2 separate regions of the Homo sapiens genome follow, and region 1 is linked to region 2. A link is a contact called in ENCODE Hi-C data. All regions are on one chromosome and are shown on one strand. Each heading gives the region's core, a stretch centred on a gene start or an enhancer-like site at or near the end of the contact. The rest is flanking DNA. Distances are from core to core; before and after follow the strand shown. Region 1 overlaps CAVIN2-AS1 (CAVIN2 and TMEFF2 antisense RNA 1). Region 2 has its middle 110 kb from the start of NABP1.

Region 1 (2,700 bases), core at 152-2,651, 340 kb after region 2:
GTATTTATATATATGGAATATATATATGGGAGTTTACTAGGTATTAACTCACACAATCACAAGGTTCTACAATAGGCTGTCTGCAGGCTGAGGAGTGAGGAGAGCCAGTCTGAGTTCCACAATTGAAGAACTTGGAGTCTTCAATTAAACTTGGATGTTTAAGGGCAGGAAACATCCAGCATGGGAGAAAGATGTAGGCTAGGAGGCTAGGCCAGTCTCTCTCTTGACATTTTTCTGCCTGCTTATATTCTAGCTGTGCTGGCAGCTGATTAGATTGTGCCCACCCAGATTAAGGGTGGGTCTGCCTTTCCCAGCCCACTGACTCAAATGTTAATCTCCTTTGGCAACACCGTCACAGACACACCCAGGATTAATACTTTGTATCCTTCAATCCAATCAAGTTGACACTCAGTATTAACCATCATAGCCACCATGCCTGGATAATTTTTGTATTTTTAGTAGAAATGGGGGGTTTTGCCCTGTTGCCCAGGCTAGTCTCAGACTCCTGGGCTCAAATTTTCTGCCCACCTTGGCCACGCAAGGTGCTGTGATGAAAGTCTTGAGCCACTGCCCCCAGCCAAATAGTCATTTTTATGCTTAAAAACCTTCAAAGGCTCATTCTCTCATGAAGTAGTTCCAACTCCTTGATAGGGCTCATCAGACCCTTCATGATATTGTTCTTAATTTTTCTTTAGCCTCAACTTTTAGGTATGTCTACGAGCCATAGGGAAGTTATTTCACTTCCCCAACATATGGGTACAAAGTTTGTAGTTAGGAGCCCAGACTTTGGCACCAGACTATAGGGGTTCAAATTTCAGCTTTGTCACTTAATAACATCATGACCCCAGCCTGCTTACTTAATTGCTCCCTCTCAGTTTTCCCATCTATAAAATCAGATGATAATAGAATTATTGTGAGGCTTAAATGAGTCAAGGAGTATAAAACACTCAGAGCAATGCTGGGGTATAACTGATATTCGGCAAACATCACCCACTATCAATATTGCCACCAGTTCTAGGCACTGAAAAGACTGTGGGACCTCACTTTTGTGATTCAAAATAAAAACAATTCAAGACTGTAAAATACATTTCAGCCAGTAAGTCAGCCTAAGAAAGGAGTGATTTTTTTTCAATGATTTTTACTTTGATCTGTTTTGAAAACGCTAGATTGAAAAATAGAAATAGAACTTTTGTTGCTTGTGCTTTGTTGGTGAATTGACCCTGTGTTCAGTCTGGTTCTCTGTTCCAGAAAATGCTTTTCCCTCTTTCTAGGACACTCTTCCAACTTCTCACTGACTCTTCTTGGCATGTTCTTTTCCTCATTTAGGTCTCATGTTACAAGTTAGTTCTTCTCAAAGGTTGTCCTAGACCTGGAATCTGACCTAGTCCCTGATTACAAACTCTCTTCTCATTCTATATTCCCCCAGTATGACACTTCCTGTTCTGTGTCATAAATTCCATGTCATAATTTCCCCTTTACCGTATCTCGCATTATAATGCTATCACCACAAAGACAAGACCACTTCTATCTTGTTCACATTATTTTCCTTCTCTGCATAGCATAGCATGTGCTCAGTGAATCAGAGACTGACTAAGCATCAGAAACCTCACTTGCCTTTAGACATCATCTCACTAGTACAGAAATAATTCTGTGTAAGAGTATATTTACCTTTTATAAAATACTATTTGTTTTTTTTTCTTCTGACATGATGACTCTGCCTTCAGCATCACTCATAACCCAAAGAACTACTAAGTTGCTCTTTGCTGTTTTCAAATTCAAATAACAAAAATGAGATAATGAGTCTTTTTTTTTTTTTTTGAGACAAAGTCTCACTCTTGTCCCCCGGACTGGAGTGCAATTGTGCGATCTCGGCTCACTGCAACTTCTGCCTCCCAGGTTCAAGCGATTCTCCTGCCTCAGCCTCCCCAATAGTTGGGATTACAGGTGCCTGCCACCACGCCCAGCTAATTTTTGTATTTTTAGGAGAGACGGGATTTCACCATGTTGGCCAGGCTGGTCTCGAACTTCTGACCTCAGGTGATCCGCCTGCCTCGGCCTCCCAAAGTGCTGTGATTACAGGCGTGAGCCACTGTGCCCGGCCGATAATGAGTCTTTTAAGACTGAGTTTGAAAACCTTTTCATACAGTGATGGGAGTTTTCCCTGTGCTGGGTTGTGAGAACTAGTTATGAAGGCATTGCTTTTGGATCTCTTAAGTCTTAAGTCTACCACAAAATCCCTAGTGGTGGGAATCTCAATCTGGGGCTGACCGATAAAGAAGTTTCTGGCTAGCAGCCCCTCAAATCAGGGTCTTGGGGCAGTTACCTGCAAACACAGCAGCTCCTGTGTTTCATACTTGAAGGCCCCTGGGAAGTCCCTGTTCCCTATTTGGCAGTTAGGAGCTGAGATTTCATCTCACCATTATAAATTATTCAACAAACTTTCATAAGTTCTTCCTAGGAGGTTTGTACTAGTGCCTGTAGAGGCATTATGTGATACACAAAGACAAAGACGTGGTCCTGCCCTTCAGGAGTAGTAATCCAGATATCACCTGCTGCTCTTAAGAACCTCTACCCCATGTCTTAAGGGAAATCCAATAACTGCTCTAGGAGTTTTGCAGTGCTCAGGGATTTGTGCTTCATTTAGTCATCTTGGGCTTTGCTATCTTACTGATGCTGGATTTTTGTTTATTGTGTCTTCTG
Region 2 (2,700 bases), core at 1-2,500:
GGAAATCTTTTTGGATATCCAGGAAGATGGATATCCAAACTTCCCCAAGATCCTAGTCTATTTCCTTCCTTCCTTCCTTCCTTCCCTTTCTTTTTTCTCTTTTCTTTTCTCTTTCTTTCTTCCTTTCTTCCCTTCTTTCTTTCTTTTCCTTCCTTCCTTCCTTCCTTTTTCTTTCTTTCTTTCTCTTTCTTTCTTTCTTTCTTTCTTTCTTTCTTTCTTTCTTTCTTTCTTTCTCTTTTTCTTTCTTTCTTTCTTTCCTTCCTTCCTTCCTTCCTTCCTTCCTTCCTTCCTTCCTTCCTTCCTTCCTTCCTTCCTTCCTTCTTTCTTTTCTTTTCTTTTTCTTTTCTTTCTTTTTCAACTTTATTGGGGTAAGTGATTTATAGTAAACGGCAGAGATTTAGTGTGTGGTTTCACAAGTTTTGACATATGTGCTTACCCAGGAAACCGCCACCTCAGTCAAGATAATGAACATTTCCTTCACCCCGAAAGTTTCATAGTTGCCCCCTTTGTAAGACCTCCTTCTTTTTGCCCCATCCCCAGTCTGCTTTCTGTGACTATAGATTACTCTGCGGTTTCTAGGATTTTATGAAAATGAAATCATCTTTTCTTGTCTGATTTCTTTCACCTAGCATAAATATTTTGAGATTCATGCATGTGGCTGCATGTATCAATAATTCATTCCTTTTTACTCCTGAGGATTAATCCACTGTATGGATCCATCACAGTTTGTTAATCCATTGAGGAATCATTCCTTCTGTTTTGTTTTATAAGATCACGAAGCGTTAGATGTGTAAGGGGCATTATAGGTCACTTAATCTAAGAAAATCATCAGTTATCTGTAGTTATCTACCTACAGATTAGGTAACTGAAGCCAGAACACTACTTAAGAATTTCCCTGGAAATTGTTTAAAATTGAGATTCATACCTATTCCTGCCGTTTGATTCTGATGGTGGAGTGAATCCTGGGATTCTGCAGTTTTAGCAACAGCCTCTGGTGATTCTAATCCAGATATATGGTCTACTATACTTAAAACACCGAATTATTTAAATATTGAGGTCGTAGAAGGTTAGGAGCAAAGGCTGGATTTAAATCCACAATTTTTGATTTCTAAGTTTAGGGCTCTTTCTACTACATTATGTCAACCCCAAATAACATCAGACACATGGAAGCCTGACGCTGTCTGCTAGCGTAAATCTCTTTGTTTTCTCATCAAAGAAATGCCACAGCTCGATTCCAGGCTACATTCTTGTGTTTCCAGAAGAGGGTACTGATAACAAATCCTTTCTTTAATGCACGTATTTCTTTCTCTTACTCTCTCTCCCCACCCCCTCTCTCCTCCCTTCTTTCTTCCTCTGCTTGTTTTTGTTTTGTTTTGTTTCGTTTTGGGTTTTTTGTGGGGTTTTTTTTCTGGTCATTAAAGTTGCAAATATGAAAAGCAACAAAGTGAGACCTGGGAAAATGAGTTTACTTCAATAAAAAGCCAAAGTCCCTGGAGAAATTTCTTGACATCATTACATTTTTAATACAAACTTGCCTGTAAGTGCTGTCACTTACTGGCTTCCAGTCACTAATTTTATGAGTCAGCACTTTCCCTCAGTGACTTCCTCAAAATTATAGGAATAGGAGGGGCTGGACAGAACATGCAGAAGTAAGAATGCTGAAAATTTAACCAGAGCTGAAGAAACGTTGACCTTTAGGAACAACAATGACCAAAAATGTCATCTAGTTATCTTACTCCCTATCTCTTTCCATTGGGTAGTTAGGGAGGAAGCCATAAGCCTAACTTGGTATATATATATATATATATTTTTTTTTTTTCCCTTAAGTTATTATAATTCCAGTGACCCTTGGGCTGCCTTCCTCCAAACTCTGAAAATTTGAACTCAGGCAGTGGGGCCTGAACCCTTACTTGATACCTGGTGTCTGAGAATGTTGTTTCTAAGCAAGGATATCAAGATCATGAAAAACCAAGCAGTAACATATCAAATGAAAGAAGAGACATGAGTCCAACTCAAGCTGCCAGAAAAATTTAATTCATCTTTGATAGTTTGGGCATTTTCCTAACAATATTTTTATGACAAATTGGGTAATTCAAATGTGCTGGCTACCTTTGAAGCCCTAGAATGAAAGTGAGCTTTTGCCTCATGAGATAAAATAAGACAAGGCTTTGAGAATTCAGTCGCCCCACCCTGGGTAGAATTGTGAGAAGGCACACTGTGTCCCTAGGACCCTCAGACTCACTTCTTTGAAACCTTTTCTTTCCCCACTCTTACCAGGTATGGGGGCTCCATTGCTCTCCTCATTGGATCCTTAGTGTGAGTGACACAGAGTCTTATTATCCTATGCTGTCTACGTTTGCATTTGAACATTAATTGTGGCAATGACAAGCTTTGTCTTTGAGTCACAAGGCTTGGAAATAAGACAGAAGATTGGTAATTAGAAGTTCTAATCTGTGTTCATCTACTTATCACTTGTGGGCCCTTAGGCGAGTCATTTAACCTTTATGAGTCTATTTTCTCATGTGTCAAATAGTAACGATGATAGTAATATGCACATTTGTGAGTGGCTATAGGGACTAGAGATTAGGTATATAAAGTACCTGGTCCATAAATGGTAGTTAAAGGCATGTCGGCCATGCGGGTGTCAGGCATGCAGATGATGGAAAATTTGGGACTTCTCCTATTGACAAGAGGACTTTT

Evidence for each region. Hi-C counts contacts between places; a loop is a spot of excess contacts on that map. Pooled maps may share reads with other maps.
Region 1: a loop to region 2 is called in a pooled map, with 2.1 times the contacts of the local background. The contact joins two enhancer-like sites. A Hi-C loop is called at or near these places in 2 of 37 single-sample maps with no recorded cell type and 4 of 50 pooled maps.

What each region holds. Positions count from the first base shown.
Region 1 is chr2:191,909,235-191,911,934 of GRCh38, forward strand. All of the region lies in intron 1 of CAVIN2-AS1 (CAVIN2 and TMEFF2 antisense RNA 1), which reads left to right. Among named protein-coding and RNA genes, the nearest start is that of CAVIN2, 63 kb to the left of the region's middle. Within about 2 kb of position 1,402, at least 2 of the 41 ENCODE cell types and tissues checked have a DNase peak (open chromatin) inside an H3K27ac peak, as active enhancers do.
Region 2 is chr2:191,570,026-191,572,725 of GRCh38, forward strand. No RefSeq gene overlaps it. Among named protein-coding and RNA genes, the nearest start is that of NABP1, 110 kb to the right of the region's middle. Within about 2 kb of position 1,251, at least 4 of the 41 ENCODE cell types and tissues checked have a DNase peak (open chromatin) inside an H3K27ac peak, as active enhancers do.